Regions from separate parts of the Homo sapiens genome. Here region 1 is linked to region 2. Evidence: chromatin loops called from intact Hi-C (ENCODE). Cell type or tissue: Calu3. All regions are shown on one strand. Links, peaks and the distances in the headings refer to the core of each region. The heading gives the core; the rest is flanking DNA.

The links. A loop is a pair of places that touch in the nucleus more often than their neighbours do. Peaks named below come from ENCODE experiments on the same cell type or tissue, not always from the same donor. Only the 100,000 strongest peaks of a DNase experiment are listed, where the experiment ranks them.
Region 1: it touches region 2 in a loop (5-fold over the local background); 29 of 110 quality-filtered maps call a loop at or near these places.

Annotation. Positions count from the first base shown.
Region 1 is chr15:75,048,909-75,060,214 of GRCh38, reverse strand. It overlaps PPCDC (phosphopantothenoylcysteine decarboxylase), which reads right to left. Exons shown (of 6, transcript NM_021823.5): 6 at 9,489-11,065. The coding sequence ends at 10,980. Among named protein-coding and RNA genes, the nearest start is that of PPCDC, 31 kb to the right of the region's middle. RefSeq lists enhancers at 7,716-8,215, 8,216-8,717. In Calu3, for the core only: no CTCF peak of the experiment used is centred there; no DNase peak of the experiment used is centred there.
Region 2 is chr15:75,099,194-75,110,499 of GRCh38, reverse strand. LOC124903529 (a long non-coding RNA gene) reads right to left here and starts at 3,652. Exons shown (of 2, transcript XR_007064720.1): 1 at 3,623-3,652; 2 at 1-2,347. In Calu3, for the core only: no CTCF peak of the experiment used is centred there; DNase peaks (open chromatin) are centred at 1,829, 4,349 and 5,489.

The sequences.
Region 1 (11,306 bases), core at 2,144-10,143, 51 kb after region 2:
ACCGTGTTCACCAGGATGGTCTCGATCTCCTGACCTCGTGATCCGCCTGCCTTGGCCTCCCAAAGTGCTGGGATTACAGGCATGAGCCACCGCGCCCAGCCGCCCAGCCTCTTATTTCTTAAATGGGAATAACAATGCCCATCTGGAAGGATGTTTAGGAGGCTTAAATGCAGGGTCTGGCACAGGCCAGGAGCCAGATAAACCTGAGTTCCCTTCCACAGCCTTCTCTCTCTTCCCTCCATCATGCCAGCTTCCCCCAAGCATGGCACACCAGAATTCAACTTCTCCCCTGCCAGGAGAGCAATTTCCAGAAGTTCCAGGTAACATATCAGCTCCCAAGCCAGGGCCAGGCCACGGTCTCTTCTGAGAGGAGGAAATCTTCAGGGCCAGGAGCGGTGGCTTACACCTTTAATCCCAGCAATTTGAGAGGCTGAGGCAGGAAGATTGCTTGGGTGTGGTGGCTCTCACCTGTGGTCCTGGCTACTCCTCTGGTGGCTGAGGTGCGAGGAACACCTGAGTCCAGGGAAGTCGAGGCTGTATGTGAGCCATGATCGCACCACTGCAGTCCAACCTGGATGAAAGAGTAAGACCCTGTCTCTTAAAAAAATGTTATTTACTTTTTTTTTTGAGATGGAGTCTCACTCTGTCGCCCAGGCTAGAGTGCAGTGGCACGATCTCGGCTCACTGCAACCTCTGCCTCCCGGGTTCAAGCAATTCTCTGCCTCAGCCTCCTGAGCAGCTGGGATTACAGGCACTCGCCACCACGCCCAGCTAATTTTTTATTTTTAGTAGAGACGGGGTTTCGCCGTCTTGGCCAGGTGGGTCTTGAACGCCTGACCTTGTGATTCATCTGCCTTGGCCTCCCAAAGTACTGGGATTATAGGTGTGAGCCACCACACCTGGCCAAAAAAATTTTTTAATTAAAAAAATTTTATGTCTGGTCAGGACCTAGTTAAAGTTAAAAAACTTTCTTTTTTTTAATTTTAAAGAGAGGGCCGGGTGCAGTGGCTCACACCTGTAATCCCAGCACTTTGGGAGGCCGAGGCGGGTGGATCACGAGGTCAGGAGATCGAGACCATCCTGGCTAACACGGTGAAACCCCGTCTCTACTAAAAATACAACAAAAATTAGCCAGGCGTGGCGGCCGGTGTCTGTAGTCCAGCTACTTCGGGAGGCTGAGGCAGGAGAATGGCATGAACCCAGAAGGCGGAGCTAGCAGTGAGCCAAGATAGCGCCACTGCACTCCAGCCTGGGCGACAGAGCGAGACTCCATCTCAAAAAAAAAAGAAAATTTAAAGAGAGAAAGAAAGGATCTTCAGCATCCATGTGTTCATGTTCAACTCATGTTGGCTGCTTCCAAGTCCATCGCTATGGCTGGTAACATTGTTTTGCCTACACAGATGGAAGGCACCTTTTAATTCACCTTTGAACACTCCTTCCTCTTCCAGGAATCCAGAGGCCTGAAAGGGAGTCTGCTGGGCCTCCAGTCCCTAAGGACCTGCTGTCTAGGCTAGCAGGCAAAGCATCACCATGTAATCTCAGCAGATAAAGCCACCATGAAATGAGCCCATTGCAGCAAGGGAACGACACATGCTCCCAGATTCCACCTGGATTAGCTGCATGTCCTCCAAAAGCCCTGAAGCTCACATATCTGCCTCTTGTCCTCACACCCACCCACTCCCCACATTCCTTTGCTATGAGACAACTGGTAGTTCTTCTGGCCTGATCATTCCCATTGCCTTGCCGCAAGGGGTACCAAACCTGGCTTAAATATTGTAGAATATTTGGTTCCACCAGGAAGCTCTCAGTGTAAACAACTTGTCAGTTATTGGGGTTGATTTCTTTGCTCAGAGGCAGTTGCGTGACACTTAGGATTTTCATCCTGCCCTAGAAACCACAATACATGAAGGAAGGAAGCCATGAGCAGAAAAAGGTAATGAAGGAGCTGTCCAGTTGGGACTGAAAGGGCAGGCATCTGGGGATGCTGATGTATGGTGGAAGGGGTGTTTCAACTGACCCCAAGGAGGTAAATGCAAATAAGGGTAGAAGTCCTGTGCAGGAGCCTGTTTGCAGGTAGCTGTAGGGCAGAAAGAGAAAACCCTAGCACACTGCACTGGCTGTGCGGCCCTCAGTTTCTTGTCTATGAAACAGCTACATATGCTAATTGACTCCATCGTGAAGCTGTTATGTGAGGAGGGTGAAATGAGATTAAAGAAACACTTGGCAATATGGAGAACATGTAACACGTACCCATAACCCAAGTCTTATCTAGGGCTCCACACAGTTCAGTCCTGCTCAGCTGCACTCAGAGAATCACACATTGCAAAGGGCTTTAAAAAGAACCTCAATCACAATTGCTGCAGTGAGCTGAGATTGCGCCACTGCACTCCAGCCTGGCGACAGAGCAAGATTCCATCTCAAAAAAAAAAAAAAAAAACCTTGGCCAGGCGCGGTGGCTCACGCCTGTAATCCCAGCACTTTGAGAGGCTGAGGTGGGCAGATCACAAGGTCAGGAAATCGAGACCATCCTGGTTAACACGGTGAAATGCCATCTCTACTAAAAATACAAAAAATTAGCTGGGCGTGGTGGTGGGTGCCTGTAGTCCCAGCTACTTAGGAGGCTGAGACAGGAGAATGGTGTGAACCCGGGAGGCGGAGCTTGCAGTGAGCCGAGATCGCGCCCCTGCACTCCAGCCTGGGCGACAGAGCGAGACTCTGGCTCAAAAAAAAAAAAACAAAAAGATTCCTTCACTCCTCCATTTGTTCCCATCTTCCCAGTTCTGTATCTCAATCTGTTTTTCTTTTTTTTTTTTTGTTTGAGACGGAGTCTTGCTCTTGTCATCCAGGTTGGAGTGCAATGGCACGATCTCGGTTCACTGTAACCTCTGCCTCCCAGGTTCAAGTGATTCTCCTGCCTCAGCCTCCCGAGTAGCTGGGATTACAGGCGCCTGCCACCACCCAGCTAATTTTCGTATTTTTTAAGTAGAGACAGGGTTTTGCCATGTTGGCCAGGCTGGTCTCAAACTCCTGACCTTGTGATCCACCCGCCTTGGTCTCCCAAAGTGCTGGGATTACAGGCGTGAGCCACCACCAATCTGTTTTTCTAATCCCACACCACAAAGTGCCCAGGAACCACAGAACAGATTGTTTTTGTTTTGTTTTGTTTTTTGAGATGGAGTCTCATTCTACTGCCCAGGCCGGAGTGCAGTGGTACGATCTCAGCTCACTGCAACCTCTTCCTCCCCGGTTCAAGCAATTCTCCTGCCTCAGCCTCCTGAGTAGCTGGGATTACAGGCATGCACCACCACACCTGGCTAATTTTGTATTTTTAGTAGAGACAGGGTTTCACCATGTTGGCCAGGCTGGTCTTGAACTCCTGACCTTAAGTGATCTGCCCACCTTGGCCTCCCAAAGTGCTGGGATTACAGGCATGAGCCACTGCGCCTGGCCACAAAGACAGATTGAACAATACTGTGAGGTCAGGAGAGAGAAAAAAACTATACTATAATAAGCAAAGCAAAATTATTTTTCATGGGTGGGGCTGAAGATTGCTATAAATCTTGCACCAACACACACATACAGTGTCATTTAGTCTCCCTCCCTCCACTGGCCACAAGGACAGTGGGTTGTTTTTTGTTTGTTTGTTTGTTGGATATTGTGTTTTGTTTTGTTTTTAGTACACACCACCTTTGGAAAAGACCGTGGTTTTTACAGTTTTTAATGGTGTTGATTTTTCTTCACATTGTTACTTTTGTCACCCCTTTTCCAGAATCAGGGGTGTGGTCAAGGCCTTCAGCACAACCTAGATTCCCCTTCTCAGCATCCTGGCTTCCTCCTAGACTCCAGCTTCTCAATCCAGACCCAATCTGTCCTGCACATACCGCCCCGCTGATCTTGACCGCACGCCACACTCACCATGTGCCTCCCCTACTGAACAGCTCCCAACCTCCCCAGCACGTGGAGCCGGAGTTCCTCCCTGGGTGTCCTACATCAAGCACATGGCAGCATGTCTTCACCCTTTGTATCCTTGGTCCTCCTGTAAGCCCCAGCCCAAGTTCTGTTCCGTCCAGGGGACCCATCCTGACTGCTCAATTCTGAAGTAGAGTCCATGCCACACAGTCTCACTTTCATTGTTTGCTGTTATTTGATCACTGTGAATCTTTCTCCCATAAGAACATAAGTTCCTTGAGATCAGGGATCTCAAAGGTTTATTAAAAGCACACAAGGATACTCAAAATTCATTTTCCTCTGTTAGCTTGTGACAAGAAAAGCAGACCCATTTCTACTCCAAAGGCCTTGATGAATATCTTCAGGCCAGGCACCGTGGCTCATGCCTGTAATTACAGCACTTTGGGAGGCCAAGGCAGGAGCATCACTTGAGTCCAGGAGTTCATGACCAACCTGGGCAACATGGTAAAACCCCATCTCTGCAAAAAATAAAAAATTAGCCAGGCATGGTGTCATGTGCCTGTAGTCTCAGCTACTGGGGAGGCTAAGGTGGGAGGATCAACTGAGCCCTGGAGTTCAAGGCTACAGTGAGCTGTGATTGTGCTGCTGCACTGCAGTCAGCCCAGGTAACGGAGTGAAACCCAGTCTCAAAAACAAAAAGAAAATTTCCAGATGCCTCTGCCAAGTCTGTGTGTTTGTTTGCAGTAACTCCCTGCCATCATTTTTAAGAACTTCCAGATAAAGAACAGAAAGAGGCCAGGCTCACACCTGTAATCCCAGCACTTTGGGAGGCTGAGGCAGGTGGATCACTTAAGGCCAGGAGTTCAAGACTAGCCTGGCCAACATGGTGAAACCCCGTATCTACCAAAAATACAAAAATTAGCCGGGCCATGGTGGCGGGTGCCTGTAGTCCCAGTTACTCGGGAGTCTAAGATGGGAGGATCACTTGAGCCCCAGAAAGTCAAGTCTGCAGTGAGCTGTGATTGTGCCACTACACTCCAGCCTGGATGACAGAGTGAGGCCCTGTCTTAAAAAACAAACAAAAAGAGCAGAAAAATCTTTTTATATTTTTATTTATTATTATTAAATTTTTTAGAGACAGAGTCTCACTCCTCACCCAGGCCGGAGTGCACTGGCATGACCATAGCTCACTGCAGCCTTGGACTCCTGGGCTCAAGCAATCCTCCCACCTCAGCCTCCTAAGTAGCTGGGAATACAGGCGTGTGCCACCATGTCCAGTTAGTTGTGTTTCTTTTGGTAGAGATGGAGTCTCACTGTGTTGCCTAGGCCTGTCTCAAACTTCTGGTCTTAAACTAATCCCTCTGCCTTGGCCTCCCAAAGTGTTGGGATTACAGGTGTGAGCCACTGTGCCTGACCACAAGGAACTCTTTTTAAAATGTATTTATTGATTTTGTGGTAGATAGTATATTCATCTGGCCCAACAATTAAAAATGAAGTCACCTCCTATCTTTTTTTTTTTTTTTTTTGAGACGGAGTCCTGGCCTGCCTCCTATCTTTGTTTCTCAACCACTCAGTTAGTTCCCCTGCCAAGAGAAAAACAATAGACAATGTTTTTCTCTGTTTATCTTTTTAAAGGCATTTGATGCACACACAAGCCAATAAGAATATATCCTCCTTTTCTTTCCCCACCCCCATTTTTTCTGCACAAGCATGCATGTGACATTCTTCTGCACCTTGCTTTTTCTGTTTAACAATGTACCTCAGAAGTCTTCCCAAATCAGCTTCCTCAACACTTTGTTTTATGGTTGTGTAGAGTTCCAGTGTATGAAGGAACACACTAATTTATTTATCCAATCTCCTGGCTGTTAGATAGTGAGGGTGTTTCCAGTCTTTTAGCACCATATGCGAGGCTGCAATAAATCTCCTGTTCAGACATAATGTCATACAACTGAGTGTATCTGTGGGACAAATCCCTAGAAGCAGAATTGCTAGGTCAAAGGGTAAGGTGCATATGTAATTTTTTTTTTTTTTTTTTGAGACAGAGTCTTTCTCTGTCACCTAGGTTGAAGTGCAGTGGTGCAATCTTGGCTCACTGCAACCTCCACCTCCCAGGTTGAAGCGATTCTCCTGCCTCAGCCTCCTGAGTAGCTGGGATTACAGGCATGCACCATCACACCTGACTTTGTATTTTTAGTAGAGACGGGGTTTCGCCATGTTGCCAGGCTGGTCTCAAACTCCTGAGCTCAGCCAATCTGCCCGCCTTGGCCTCCCAAAATGCTGGGATTACAGGCGTGAGCCACTGTGCCTGGCCTGGTCTTTCAGTACCATATACAAGCCTGCAATAAATCTGTTTAGACATAATGTCATAGAAGTGAGTGTATCTGTGGGACAAATCCCTAGAAGTAGAATTGCTGGGTCAAAGGGTAAGGTGCATACGTAGTTTTGATAGATACTCCGAGATTGTTCTCCAGTGAAGTTGCCATCAATTTACGCTCCTACCAGCAATGCATGAGGGCACCAATTCCCCACACCCCCACCAGTCTAACAGGCAAAAGTTTTAGGTCTAGCTTGATTTGCACCACTCTCCTCATGAATGTGGCTGAGTAGCTGTTTAAGGGCCCTTTGTGTGACTGGGTTTTTGGTTTTGTTTTTTTTTTTGTTTTTAATGTGAATTCTTCGTATCTTCTGCTCACTTTTTAATACATGTTCTTGGTCTTTTTTTCCTTTTTCTTTTTCTTTCTTTTTTTTTTTTTTTTTTTTTATTGAGATGGAATCTTGCTCAGTCACCCAGGCTGGAGTTCAGTGGCATGATCTCAGCTTACTGCAACCCCCGCCTCGCAGGTTCAAGCAATTCTCCTGCCTGAGCCACCCAAGTAGCTGGGACTACAGGCATGCACCACCATGTCTGGCTAATTTTTTGTATTTTAGTAGAGACAGGGTTTCACCAGGTAGGCCAGGTGGGTCTCAACTCCTTGAGCTCAGGCAATCTACCCACCTCGGCCTCCCAAAGGGCTAGGATTACAGGTGTGAGCTATTGTGCCCGGCCCTTGGTCTTTTTATCATCAATGCATAGGAGTTCTTCATATATTAGGAGAATCAGCCCTTTGTTTATGAGCTGCAGATAATTTCCCCAGCATGTTGTCCTTTGACCTTGACTTTGGGTTGTTGCTCAGTGAACCTATTTTTCTATAGTCAAATTTATCAATCTTTGCTTTTGTGGTTGCTAAATTTTGTCTCTTGCACAGAAAGGAGCAGGAACCAATAGCCCCAACACACACACCACTTTTTTGATCAGTACAAGCTTGGAGTGACTTACTGGGTTCTGTAAGGAACAGGACAACTCCTGCTCTCCAAGAGAACCCAATGTTAGGAGGACACAAAGTAAACTAACAATTACAATTCTGTTGTAATAAATAGTGGTGGCCGGGCACGGTGGCTCACTCCTGTAATTCCAGCACTTTGGGAGGCCGAGGCAGGAAGATCATGAGGTCAGGAGTTCGAGACCAGCCTGGCCAACATGGTGAAACCCCGTCTCTATTAAAAATACAAAAAAAAAAAAAAAAAAAATCAGGCCAGGTGCGATGGCTCACGCCTGTAATCCCAGCACTTTGGGAGGCTGAGGCAGGTGAATCACGAGGTCAGGAGATTGAGACCATCCTGGCTAACACAGTGAAACTCCGTCTCTATTAAAAATACAAAAAAAAAATTAGCCGGGCGTGGTGGCGGGCGCCTGTAGTCCCAGCTACTCAGGAGGCTGAGGCAGGAGAATGGCGTGAACCAGGGAGGCGGAGCTTGCAGTGAGCCAAGATCATGCCACTGCACTCCAGCCTGGGCGACAGAGCAAGACACCGTCTAAAAATTTTAAAAAAGAAAAAGAAAAAAAAAGCTGGGCATGGTGGTGCACACCTGTAATCCCAGCCTCTCAGGAGGCTGAAGCAGGAGAATTGCTTGAACCTGGGAGGCAGAGTTTACAGTGAGCTGAGACCGCACCACTGCACTCCAGTCTGGGCGAAAGAATGAGACTCCATCTCAAAAAATAAAAATAAAAATAAAAAATAATAGTGGGAAGCACCATGGCAACCTGGGCAAGGAGGTTGCAGTTGGCCAGGGAAGGCTTTCCAAAGGAGGTAGCACCCAGGTACATCCACAGGCATGTGTGGGAGTCAGTCTTATCCCAGTAAAAGCAGCAGCATGTGCACAGGCAAGAGGCCTCACAAGTTCAAGGTTGTCCAGTCTGGCAAGAGAATACGGAGCCCTTCAGGGTTGGCATGTGGTAAAGGGCAGTGCTAGAAGGGTAGGCAGGAGCCAGATCACAAAGGGCCAGGTGTGTACTGCCCAGGAGTCTGGGCCTGACCTGAGGCAGTGGGGAGGCAGCAGCGGCACCTGACCAGCGGGGTGCAGGAAGGGCTGGAGGCGGCCCAGGGTGGAAGCTGGGCCTTGGTTTGGTGGCTTCTGCCTCCCACCCAGCAGCATCCACAGCAGCCTTGAAGGGCTCATGGCTGCCACAAAAGAGTGCACATTTCAGACCCAAATGTTCTATTCTCTGAAACTTCCAGAATTCTATAAAAAATCATCAGGGAGGCTAGAATCTTCTCTGAGAAACATTTCTCCCCAAGATGAAGGTAACTTCAAGTGCTTGGACCCCTCGTGGGGAAAGCAGTGATTGTCACTCCCCACTCAGCACCTCCTTGGCAGATGGGGCCAGCTAAATGCAGCACCTGCTCCTCTTAGCTCCAGTCTGGTGCAGGGAACAGCTGGGCTCTTTAGGCCCAGCCCAGACCCATTCATCCAGACCCCCCGCTTCAAAATGGGCGGCAGGGATGCAGGACTGCTGTGGGTAGGAGATGGAGAGACGAACCCCCAGGGACAGGGGCCTCCAGCTGGCCTGAGTCCACAGGGATATATGTTCCCTTCTAGCCAACAAGGCGCAGTCCTGCTGAGCAGCCACAGCTGTTTTCAGAGCTCTGGGACAGTGGCCTGTGAACTTCCCTGCTCCCATGGCCTTTTCACACAGGCACTTTGTGGTTGATCTCCCTGGGTGACTGCCTTCCCTAAAATCCCTGGCATAGATCCTCGCCCACGATGAACACTCAGAAAATGCTATCAGTTTCTGTTAAAATTGGGAAGCGGCTGGGCGCGGTGGCTCACGCCTGTAATCCCAGCACTTTGGGAGGCCATGGCCAGCAGATCACTTGAGGTCAGGAGTTCAACATTAGTCTGGCCAACATGGCAAAACCCATCTCTACAAATAATACAAAAATAAGCTGGGCGTGGTGGCGGGCACCCGTAATCCCAGCTACTCAGGAGACTGACGAGGGAGAATGGCTTGAGCTGTGATCGCGCCACTGCACTCCAGCCTTGGGGACAGAGCAAGACTCCGTCTCAAAAAATAAATAAAAATAAAATTGGGAAGCCTCACCATTTACTAGTGGGTTGCTGAGGGAGAGGAAGGGCAATGTGGACAAGAAGGAATTTGGAAACCCTGTAAATGGACTTTTGGGACCGTCTCCGGGTTTCAGTTACCCAGGTTCTCCCCATGCCCCATCCCCAAACCAGCCAAAGAAGTTGGTTCTTGATGCTACCATTTTAGTTATAGTTTATTTCATACCCTAAGGCAATTTTATCCCAAAGGGTCACCTGGTGAAGTCAAGTGCTGTTGAGATAAAGGCTGTGGAGGCTGCTGGAGCACTGATTCCAGCCAGTAGGCTTCCTGGTCCCCTCAAGGCACCTCTACTCTCAGTGCTCTCAGAGCCCACATGGGATGTCCCTCACACCTGGCCTGGAAGCCAGAGGGCAGGAAGCCAGCCTCAGCCTCAGCTCCAAATACGCAGACAAGCCCTCCCCGCTGCAGCCACACCAAATGGCAATTAAGTCAAAAGCTGGGTAGCAGAGGGTTTCTGGGCCAGAGTGCATGGTGTCTCTGGATCTACTTCCCTTGGTCATGTGTACTGGGGGGTAGGGAGGCACAGACACCCAGGCCCCTGCCTCAGGTCCAGCAAAGCTGAAAGGATGAGAACAGAGGAAACCAAGAAGCAGGCAAGAGGCCTGGGACCCAGGGCAGGGTCAACCCTCCTGGCTGCTTACCTGTCACTTGCATAAAGGGATGTGTCAACTTAGCATCCAGGATTTCCTTTTTCCCAAAATGAGACAGGGCATTGCAGTAAATGCTAGGAAAGCTCTCTGGCATATATGCATGCCTAGTTTTAACTTCCATTGATTTGACATTTACTACGTTCCAGGCACTCAGTGGCATGGGTATTCTGCACACAAAATTTCACTGAATCCTCTCAACAACTCCCTGAGGGTAGGATAACAAGATAGCTGAGGTAAGTGAAGGTCAGGAAGGCTAAGTCCTGAACCAAACTGCCACTGCTAGTAAGCGGCAGAGCTGGGATTGGAACTAGGGGCTGTCTGGCTTCAGATCTTTATCCTTAACCACCATGTTATACGGGGACTAAAGAGTGCCGGTGAGTTGTGAACCCAGACCCTTCCCCAGCCACACCTGGCAACACCCCCTGATCTCTGGGACCACAGCTGGGTTGTAGGGAAAGAATGGAGTCTCCTAAATGGTGATTTTTCTTTATTTCCCCGCACCTTCAATCTCATGGCATGGTCTGCAGGAAACCTCAGAGTCCTGCCAACTCGCAGGCTTCGCTGATCGCATGGCACCTGGGCACCCCGCCAAAGAGCTGAAACTCCCAAGGCTCAGCCAGGACTCTCCAGCTGTGGTGTTTCTAAAAGCCGTTCTGGGTGAGATGTAGAGCCGAGTTTTCCCAGTCGCTCAGTCCTCCTCCCGTGAGGACAACACTGCTTGCTCTCCTGGCTTGCCTCACCCATCCAGGAAAAGGTGGGGAGGGGCTCTAGGCAGCGGCCTCTCCTGGTTGAAAGAAACTGAGACCTGGGCCTTCCGTCCAGTTTAACCTGGAGCAGGCCTGGCCCCTGGGCAGGCTCAGAGCAGGTCCCCCATTCAGCAAATGAGGGTATCCTCCTATTTTGCCAACATCCATCTTCACCGACTTGGCCTGAACCCATTCTGAGTACAGAGGGACACCCATGACAGAAATCCCAGGTCAACTCTGCTGGAAGCCACTGTGCTGGAAGAGGACTTCTTTCACTTTGTCCACGATGGTCCCCACTTCAGCCATGGCCCCGAGACCTGGGAGCAAAATTCCGCTGTGGCCAGACAGGCCAACAGTGCCTGTAGCCCTGCAGACCCCTGCCCATTGCTCCAAGTGCTCCACCCAGAGCCCAAGGCCTGAGAGGGCAAGGTCTGTCTTTGCCTGAGCCAGACACATCAGATCTCTCCCAAGACCCCTGGCAAGACCCTGGGACTCGTTCCAGTAGCCATCCTTAACTGCGTGTGGGCTGCGTGCCAGGGACTCTACCAGGTACTTTAC
Region 2 (11,306 bases), core at 1,122-9,121:
GTGACCAGCATCTCCTTCGAGCAGTCCTCTGTGTCAGGTGGGAAGCCGGGCCGACTTCTGACCACCCTCAGCTCTTGTCAGCCCAGGGGAGGTGGAAGGTCAAGGGAGGGGCAGGGAAGGTGATGGAGCTGGGCAACTTGGAGGAGAGAAGGCAAGGAGGCAGAACGGGACAGGCGTCAGTGTATCACTGAGTCATAAAATGTCAGGGCAGGTGGGAAGTGGAAGGACTGGCTCTCCTCTGCTCTCCCTTGCTAAACAGATGGAGAACTGAGGCCCAAGATCCTACAGTGACTTAGGAGAAAAATGGGGCCTCACATGTGGATTACTGGTACCAAAGAACAGCAGATCCCATAGCTCCAGAGGCCAGAGGAGGACCTTAAGGGAAGGAAGACCTTCCTAATTATCTAAGTTGCCCAGCCCAGGGACCTCTGGTTGGAGGGGCACGGGGCTGTGAGTTCCCCATCGCCATGGGACTGTAGCCAGCACAGTCACAGTATGGCGGTGCAGCCCAACCCTGCCGGGGGTGGAGATTGGTTGCTTTCTTGGCCACGTTTCCTTTTGTGGGTTTGGAACCCAGATGTGCTCCCTGCACGGGATCTTGGGGTCCCAGAAGGGCCTGTTCTCCCTTCTCCCCCTACTAGATCCAGCACAGTTCCTCTGGGCAGCTCTGCTGCTGCTGCTGGCTGGCCACAAGGCACTCAGGATGTAGGAGGCATCTAGACCCACAGTCAGAGTATGTATTTGGGAAGGGAAATTGGGAGACGGTCCAGCCGAGCGGGGGCTGCTTATTGGAGCAGACTGGGTCTGAGAAAATCATGGTAGACAGGTGGGGACCTCGCCCTTCTCCAAGCCAAGGGGGTGGGCTGTGGTTTTCAGGCGCTTGGGCCCCTGCCTTGCTGCCACGCCCCAATCCTGAACTCTGCGGCCCACACCCCCCACAAAACCAAAGCCAGCTTTCTGGGCCCCGGTGGCTGTGTCTCCCTGGGCCTATTCTCTCCCCACCCGGGTGGTTTACATGCCTCTGTGCCATGAGGCTGGCCACTCTTTGAAAGCCGAGGGTTGCAGGGTGGGTTCCTCAGGAAGTGGATTTGGGCTCGGAGTTACTGTGAGGGATGTCTGTTAGGGAGAGCTCTTGCAGACAGCACCTGGAGAAGGGAAGGCAAAGAGGCCAAACTGGGCAGAGGGAGAAGAAGTCCAGCTGCAAGACAGGCCCAACCCTGGCCTCAGCTGCCTCACTGGGAGCTCCGAATGACCTGTCACCGCCCCACACAGGGCTTAAATAGCCGGGCCTGAATTAGTACCCAGCTGGATTAGTCCTTGGATATGAGGCTGCCCAGAGAAAGGCATGGGAGGCCGAGGCAGAGGAGGCAAATCTCTGCAGCTGGGGGCAATCCCTGGAGAGCTGAGCACTCACGACCCTCCCGCCGCCAGGGCCAGTCCTTCCTGAGGTACATCTGGACATCGTGTCTCTGGGTCTACTGTCCTGGGTTTTAGTGGGCTTTTGAGAGACGCTTGTAGAATAAATGAATGCATAAATGAAATAAGCCCCTCACACATGTTGGCCTCACTCTCCTCATCAATTGAATAGGGATAATACTTTCCACACTCATGCTGTGAGGGCTAAGCTCGTTGTAAACACCAAGTGCCATGGGCCTATGAGGCCTCCCCATCTCTCCTTCAGCTGAGGCCCCGAGGTTGGGGCTAGGACACGGAGGGGTGGGGTGGGCTTGGCAGTTCGTGGTTGCTGCTTCAGGGGAAACCACAGCTGCCTCTTGCTGGGGCAGTCAGTGAGGCCCAGGGGAGGGGAAGATCACATGCAAGGCGGGCTGTGGGCACTGAGTCACCACCCAGAGGGAAACCACGGCCTCAAGAACCCAACGCCAAAGGACAGGTGGCAGGTGAGGTGGGCGAAGAGCTAGCAGTCAGGAGCAGGTATCCAGACAGCCTCTTCACCTCAAGGTCCAGCCCTGTCCCATCCTGCGGGGCAGCATCTACTGTATGCTACAGGAGGGGCTGGCTCAGTCACAGATCTCTGAGCAACAGGACAGAGCAAGAGCTGAGTGACCCTGGGCAAAGAGCCATCCCTCTCTAGTTCTCCCCTACCCCTGGGAAAATAGGGACAATTCTTGGGTTTGAGAAAATTCATGCATGATGTCATCATCTGAAGATTTTGCTCATACGATGCTTTTACCTCATCATTACAGTCTAGAGTGCTGCTGTTTGTCGCGTTGCATTCATCTACTGATTGCTCTAATAGCTGTGAAATGTCTTCCTCTGTCAGTTTCCTTCTCTTTCCTCTTTGTAGGAAAATGAACAATTCTGAATTCTTAACTGTGTGCAATGAAAGCTAAAAAAAAATACAAAGATGATATCTCTGGACTTTTTACACTTTCTTGAAAGACGGTCCTAATGCTTTGGACAAGGCAATAAGAAAACTGAAAATTGGTGAAATAGCAATGACTCATGTCACTATTGAGTCATTCAGGCAATTCCATCATTCTTCTGTTTTCTTACTATTTTAGTCTTTTTTTCAAAGCATGGGTTGGGAATAATTGATGAGTAATGATGAAATAGTTCCTGAGGGAATACAATAGCAAAATGTTTTATGATATAGGAAAAATAAGATCATGAAGATCTCATAATATATTTTAGATTTACAAATGATCCAGTAGATCCATATGATAATTACAAGATAAAATAAGCTTCTTCTTTTTTTTTTTTTTTTTTTTTTTGAGGCAGGGTCTCCTCTGTCATCCAGGCTGGAGTGCAGCGGCTCACTGCAACTTCTGCATCCTGGGCTTAGTAATCCTCCCACCTCAGCCTCCCAAGTAGCTGGGAGTACAGGGGTGTGCCACTGAGCCCAAATAATTTTTGTATTTTTTCATAGAGGCAGGGTTTCACCCTGTTGCCCAGGCTGGTCTCGAACTCCTGAGTTTAAGCAATCTGCCCTCCTTGGCCTCTGGAAATGCAGAAATTACAGGCATGAGCCACTACACCCAGCCCTTCATTCTTTTTTATTAAAAAAAAAAAAAAGAAAGTGGACAGGTGCAGTCGCTCACGCCTGTAATCCCAGCACTTTGAGAGGCCAAGGCAGGAGGATTACCTGAGGTCAGGAGTTTGAGACCAGTCTGCCAACATGGTGAAACACTGTCTCTACTAACAACAACAAAAAAAAAATTAGCTGGGCATGGTGTCAGGCACCTGTAATCCCAGTTACTTGGGAGGCTGAGATAGAAGCATCACTTGAATCCGGGAGGTGAAGGTTGCAGTGAGCTGAGATTGTGCCATTGCACTCCAGCCTGGGCAACAAGAGCGAAACCCCATCTCAAAAAAATAAATGAATAAATAAATAAATAAAAGTTCTCTTTGGTTTTGGGAGACCTCCGTGAAAAAATAAAAGTAATAAAATAATCCTCATAAATCGTTTGAACTGCTCAAAAAAGAAACTTCAACCAGGCATGATGGCTCATGCCTGTAATCCCAGCACTTTGGGAGGTCGAGGGAGGCAGATCACTGAGCTCAAGAGTTCAAGACCAGCCTGAGCAACATGGCAAAACCCCCTCTCTACTAAAAATAAGAATACCAAAAAATACAAAAATTAGCCAGGCGTTGTGGCACGCACCTGTTGTCCCAGCTACTCGGGAGGCTGAGGCAGGAGGATGGCTTGAACCTGTGAGGCAGAGGTTGCAGTGAGCTGAGATTGTGCCACTGCACTCTAGCCTGGGAGACAGAGTGAGACCCTGTCAAAAAAAAGAAAGAAAGAAAGAAAGAAAGAACGAAGGAAAGGAAAGAAGAAAGAAAGGTTGGTTAAAAATTAAAATTAAAATTGGGTCTAATGGAGTCTGAAGGTATATTGAGAGTTAAAATGAAATTCCCCGAGGAGGACTTAGCTGAAGGTCCACCTCTCCCTGTGCCCAAATAGGGAGGAAAAAGTAGAGACTGTGATATGAAATGAGACCCCACCAAATGACAAATTATAAGCAAAAAATGCAAATAAATGCAAGTGAAGACGATATTGAGGACCCTGGTACTCCTGGTAAACATGGAATATGGGCTCCTTTGGGTGATTGGTATTCTAAGACAGCTGCCCCATCCTCCTTCCGGGGTCTCCCCTACAGCCCCTGTGGCTGGGAGACCCACGCCTGAAGGCTGTTCTTGCTTCCTTACTCCCTTCCCCAGCACTGACAGAATTCTCCTATTGCCCACTGGTGCCCCGAAGCTTGGCACACCAGCCATTCTGCTCTTGCTGCTGCAGGCAAGGGGCCCTCTGGCCACCCACGAGCCCTCTGGCCACCCACGACGTCCCTGTGAATCATCCTAGAGCAAGGTCAGTGACAGGCCCGGCACTGCTGGGCACCGGGAGCCCCAAGGGCTGTTTCCCACATAGGTTTTTGTGTTTTGTTTTTTTTGAGACAGAGTCTCGCTCTGTTGCCCAGGCTGGAATGCTGTGGCGTAATCTCAGCTCACTGCAACCTCTGTCTCCCGGGTTCAAGCAATTCTCAAGCCTCAGCCTCCCGAGTAGCTGGGACCACACGTGTGCGCCATCATGCTTGGCTAATTTTTGTATTTTTAGTAGAGACGGGGTTTCACCATGTTGGCCAGGCTGGTCTCCAACTCCTGACCTCAAGTGATCCACCAGCCTCGGCCTCCCAAAGTATTGGGATTACAGGCATGAGCCACCATGCCCAGCCTCCCACATGGGTTTATCATCAATTTACAATAGCCTCACAAGTGTTGGGGAAAACTGAGGCTCAGAGAAGGACGGTGACTTGCCTGGGGTTCCCGAGCAAATCATTAACAGAGCAAGGTTCATAACCAGACCTTTTGCTACCTGTTCAGAGCCTTGTCTTCCATGTATAGGCCCAAGGAAGCTCATGCCTTCCAAGGGTGCAGGGGGCACAGGCTACTTGAGCTCATGGGCCGCCTTGGGGGCTTGAGTCCAGAAGGTTTTCTTTCATGAGAAGAGACTGGATTGTGCTTGTTCATGGGAGGTAGGAGAACCCATTTGTTAAGAGCTCAGGCTCATGAGTTTACAGTATGTGGGTATTTATCCTGGCTGTACAACTTATTCCTGTGTGGCCCTCAGAAGGGAACCTAACCTCTCTGTGCCTTGGTTTCTTTACCTGTTGGGGTGGTGGGAGGTTGAGTCCTTTTGGTTGCCAGATCAGCAGGTCCCTTGGATTCCCTTGAGTCTGGGGGATTATTATCAGTAAGGGAGACAGGCCCTCACAGGACTCCAAGAGTAGGACCTGGACCTTGTCCAGGCATGGACCCTGGGGCTGGAGAGTGGTACTGCGTGTGGGCACTAGGGATTCAAGACAACAGGGTGTGGTGAGTGGTCCTATGGCACTTCCTGAGCTCTCTCAGCATCCGCTCCCTTCCCTCACAAACACCCCACAACCACCCTGCATTTGTTCAGCTTTTTCTTGTCCTCCCAGCTTCCGCAAACTCATTTTTTCCATTTCCTCATCTCTCAGCTTCCTGGGCATGACCTCAGAGTCCAGACAGCTTTGTGGCTGCTCTGAAACACACCCTTTCAACTTAGCCTCAACCACTCAAACCCCTGAGGGAGAAACCTGATTCCAGCCAAGGCAGACTCATTGATCTCAGATTTACCCTACCATGGTAAACAACCATAAATACTGGGCAAAATAGAATATCCAACAACAGTTTGTAGGCACTGGACAGCAGCCAATGCAGGGTTATGGTCGTTGGAGAAGGAATGCACATGAGGTGAGCCTCACTTTTTTTTTTTTTGAGACAGGGTCTCACTCTGTCCCCCAGGCTGGAGTGCAGTAGCATGATCTTGGCTCACTGCAACCTCTGCCTCCTGGATATAAGTGATTCTCCTGACTCAGCCTCCCAAGTAGCTGGGACTACAGGCGTGTGCCACCACGCCCAGCTAATTTTTGTATTTTTAGTAGAGATGGGGTTTTGCCATGTTGGCCAGGCTGGTCTCAAACTCCTGACCTCAGGTGATCCACCTGCCTCGGCCTCCCAAAGTGCTGGGATTACAGGCATGAGCCACCTCGCCTGGACAAGCCTCACATTTAAATTGCTTTCTCCATGAAGCCATTTCCCAAACTCAGGTGCAAGGAAGTGGACCAAGCAGGAAGTCACAGTCTCAATGGGCCAAGAAAATAAGTATCTGGCCGGGTGTGGTGCTCATGCCTGTAATCCCAGCACTTTGGGAGGCCAAGGTGGGTGGAACACAAGGTCGGAGTTTGAGACCAGCCTGCCCAACATGGTGAAACCCCATCTCTACTAAAAATGCAAAAATTGGCCGGGCGATGTGGCTCACGCCTATAATCCCAGCACTTTGGGGGGCCGAGGCGGGCGGATCATGAGGTCAGGAGTTCGAGACCAGCCTGGCCAATATGGTGAAACCCCGTCTCTACTAAAAATACAAAAATTAGCTGGGCGTGGTGGCATGCACCTGTACTCCCAGCTACTTAGGAGGCTGAGGCAGAAGAATCGCTTGAACCCAGGAGGCGAGCTTGCAGTGAGCCAAGATCGTGCCACTGCACTCCAGCCTGGGCAACACAGTGAGACTCTGTCTCAAAAAAAAAAAAAAAAAAAAAAAAAGCAAAAATTAGCCAGGCGTGGTGGCGGGTGCCTGTAATCCCAGCTACTCAGGAGGCTGAGGCAGGAGAATCACTTGAAACCAGAAGGAGGAGGTTGCAGTGAGCTGAGATTGTGCCACTGCACTCCAGCCTGGGCGACACAGCGAGACTCCGTCAAAGAAAAGGAAAGGAAAAGAAAGGGAAGGGGAAGGGAAAAGGGAACACCCAGATATTTTTTGTATTTTTTGTAGAGATAGGGTTTTGCCATGTTGCCCAGGCTGGTCTCAAACTCCCGAGCTTAAGTGATCCACCTGCCTCAGCCTCCCAAAATGCTGAGATTACAGGCATGAGTCACTGCACCCAGCCAAAAAACTGACATTTTGGACTGCAAAATATATTTGAAATTAAGAACTCACTGGATAGGTTTAGCAAAAGACTATATACAGCAGAAGGCAAGACTCGTGAACTTAAAGACCAGTCAATAGAAATTATTCAAATTGAAGCACAAAGCAAAAAGAATAATAGAAGGAAAAACAGAACTGAGTATAAGAGATGCACGGGATGTGCTCAAAAGGTCTAACATACGTGTTTGGAATTCCTTAAGGAGAGAAGAGAGGGAATAGGAGAGAAGCAGTATTTGAAGAAATAATGGGCTGGGCATGGTAGCTCACGACTGTATTCCAAGCACTTTGGGAGGCTGAAGTGGGAGGATCACTTGAGCCCAGGAGTTCAAGACCAGCCTAGCCAACATGGCAAAACCCTGTCTCTACAAAAAATACAAAAATTAGCCAGGCATAGTGGTGTACAACTGTAGTTCCAGCTACTTTAGTGGGAGGATCAGGATCACATCAGCCAGGGAGGGTGAGGCTGCAGTGAGCCATGACTGCACCACTGCACTCCAGCAGCCTGGGCAACAGAATGAGACCTTGTCTCAAAAAAAAAAAAAAAAAGAAAGAAAGAAAAGAAAAGAAAAGACAAAGAAGGCTGGGCGTGGTGGTTCATCCCTGTAATTCCAACATTTTGGGAGGCCAAGGAGGGCGGATCACCTGAGGTCAGGAGTTCGAGACCACCCTGACCAAAATGGTGAAACTCTGTCTGTACTAAAAATACAAAAATTAGCCAGGCATGGTGGCTCGTGCCTGTAATCCCAGCTACTTGGGAGGCTGAGGCAGGAGAATCACTTGAACCCAGGAGGCAGAGGTTGCAGTGAGCCAAGATTGTGCCACTGCACTTCAGCCTGGGTGACAGAGTGAGACTCTGTCTCAACAAAAAAAAAAAAAAAAAAAAAGAAAAAGAAATAATGGCTGAGAATTCCACAAATATGATGAAAGGCATCAAGCCATAGATTCAAGAATATCAATGAGCTCCAAGCAGAGTAAGCATAAAGTAAACTACACTTAGCCTCATCACAGTTAAATTACTGAAAATCAAAGACAAAGTAGAAAGTCTTAAAAGAAACCACATTTTAAAAGAGAGAGAGAGACAGAGATACCAGCAATACAACTGATGGCAGACTATGGAAGCCAGACAATAATGAAATGACATCTTTAAAATGCTAAAAAGAGTTGGGGACAGTGGTTCACACCTGTGATCCCAACACTTTGGGAGGCCGAGGCAGGCAGATCACTTGAGGTTAGGAGTTCAAGACCAGCCTGGCCAACATGGCAAAACCCCATCTCTACTAAAACTACAAAAATTAGCTGGGCATACTGGTGCATGCCTGTAATCTCAGCTACTCAGGAGGCCGAGGCATAAGAATCGCTTGAATCCAGGAGGCGAGGCTGCAGTGAGCCGAGATTGTGCCACTGCACTCAAACCTGGGCAACAGAGCCAGACTCTCTTCCAAAAATAAAATAAAATAAAATGCTAAAAAAAAAACCTGCCAAGCTACAATTATATGCCCACTTCAAAAAATAAAGTAAAAGAAACATGTTGTCAGACAGACAAAAGCGGAAAGAATGTGCTTTGTTACTAGTGCACATCTGCACTATAAGAAATACTTGAGGAGGTTTGCACGGTGGCTCATGGGTCCTGTCTCAGCACTTTGGGAGGATTGTTTGACGCCAGAAATTCAAGACCATATGAGCAACATGGTAAGACCACATCTCTACAAAAAATAAAAAATTGGCCAGGAGTGGTGGTGCACACTTATAGTCCCAGCTACCCTGCAGTTCGAGGCTACAGTGAGCTGTGATTGTGCCACTGCACTCCAACCTGGGTGACAGAGCAAGACCCAGTCTCAAAAAAAAAAAAAAAAAGAAAAGAAAAGAAAAGAAAAGAAAAACTAGAGAAGGTTTATTTTTGTTTTTGTCTTTTATTTTTTGAGACCAGGTCTCGCTCTCGCTCTGTCACCCAGGCTAGAGTGCAGTAGCGCTGTCACAGCTCACTGCATCCCTGGCCTCTCGGGCTCAGGCTATCCCCCTGCCTCAACCTCCTGAGTAGCTGAGACCACAGCCGTGCACCGCCATATCCAACTAATTTTTTTTAAGTATTTGTAGAGATGAGGTCTCCCTATGTTGCCCAGGCTGAGGGAATTTTTCAGGCTGATGGAAAATGAGCCCTGATGGTACTGCAAGAAGGAATGAAGAGCACAAGGAAAGAGTAAAAATGTGTCCAATGAGAATCAAATATTGGCTATTTAAAACAACATCTCATAAGATTTTTCACATAAAAGCAAGTATATGAGACCCAGTGTGGTGGCTCACACCTGTAATCTCAGCACTTTGGGATGCCCATGTGGAAGGATTACTCGATGCCAGGATTTTCAGACCAGCCTGGACAACATAACAAGACCCTATCTCTATAAAAAATTTTAAAAAAAATTAGCCAGGCACAGCAATGCATGCCTGTGGTCTCAGCTACTGTTCTCAGCTACTGGAGAGGCTAAGGCAGGAGGATCGTTTGAGCCCAGGAGGTTGAGGTTCCAGTGAGCCAAGATCATGCCACTGCCCTCCAGCTTAGGCAACACAGGAAGACCCTGTCTCAAAAAAAATCAAAAAAGTAAATATATGACAACAATAAAACCAAAGAGGGTGGGTACTAAATGGGAGTTAACTGTTATAAGGTTATTGCATCATTTAAGTATAAATTGTAAATGTTCTAACTTAATGTAGATTGAAATAAATCAAGGATGCATTTTATAATCTCTAAGATGACCACTAAAATAGTAGTAAAAGAAAATGCAATTAAAAAGCTAACAGTAGGCCAGGCACAGTGGCTCGTGCTTGTAATCCCAGCACTTTGAGAGGCTGAGGCAGGCAGATCAAGAGGTGAGGAGATTGAGACCATCCTGCCCAACATGGTGAAACCCTGTCTCTACTAAAAATACAAAAATTAGGCCAGGTGCAGTGGCTCGCGCCTGTAATCCCAGCACTTTGGGAGGCTGAGGCGGGTGGATCACGAGGTCAGGAGTTCAAGACCAGCCTGGCCAAAATGGTGAAACCCCGTCTCTACTAAATATCAAAAATTAGCTGGGCATGGTGGCACATGCCTGTAATCTCAGCTACTCGGGAGGCTGAGGCAGAAAAATTGCTTGAACTGGGACCCAGGAGGCAGAGGTAGCAGTGAGCAAGATTGTGCCACTGCATTCCAGCCTGGGCTACAGAGCGAGACTCTGTCAAAAAAAAAAAAAAAAAAAATTAGCTGGGTGTGGTGGTGGGCGCCTGTAATCCCAGCTACTCCAGAGGCTGAGGCAGGAGAATGGCTTGAACCTGTTGAACCCGGGAGGCGGAGCTTGCAGTTAGCCAAGATCGCACCACTGCACTCCAGCCTGGCAACAGAGCAAGACTCCATCAAAAAAAAAAAAAAAAAAAGCTAACAGCAGAACAAAATGAAATTATTTAAAAAAATATTGATTAAGTCTGGGCGCAGTGGCTCACGTCTGTAATCCCAGCATTTTGGGAGGCTGAGGCGGGCAGATCACGAGGTCAGGAGATTGAGATCATCCTGGCTAACACGGTGAAACCCCATCTCTACTAAAAAGAAAACAAAAAAAATTAGCTGGGCATGGTGGCGGGCGCCTGTAGTGCCAGCTACTCGGGAGGCTGAGGCAGGAGAATGGCGTGAACGCTGTCTCAAACATAAATAAATAAATAAATATAATAAATATAAGGACATAAAAAGGTGAAAGCAAAAGGTTAGAAAGCAACATTTCATGTCAACACTAATCCCAAGAAAGCTAATATGGAAATATTATACAAACAAACAAAAACCAAACAAACAAAATATATTTATATATATATATATATATACACACACATACACATATAGACGTAGGCTGGGCACGATGGCTCACGCCTGTAATCTCAGCACTTTGGGAGGCCAAGGCTGACGGATCACTTGAGGTCAGGCATTTGAGAACAGCCTGCCAACATGGTGAAACCCCATCTCTACTAAAAATACAAAAAATTAGCCAGGCGTGGTGGCGGGCGCCTGTAGTCCCAGCTACTCAGGAGGCTGAGGCAGGAGAATGGTGTGAACCCAGGAGGTGGAGCTTGCAGTGAGCCGAGATGGCGCCACTGCACTCCAGCCTGGGTGACAGAGTGAGACTCGGTCTCAAAAAAAAAAAAAAAATTAATCGGGCGTGGTGGCATACACCTGTAGTCTCAGCTACTCAGGAGGCTGAGGCATGAGAATTGCTTGGACATGGGGAGGCGGAAGTTGCAGTAAGCCAAGATTAAGCCACTGCACTCCAGCCTGGGAGACCTAGTGAGACACTGTCTCAAAAATAAATAAATAAATAAA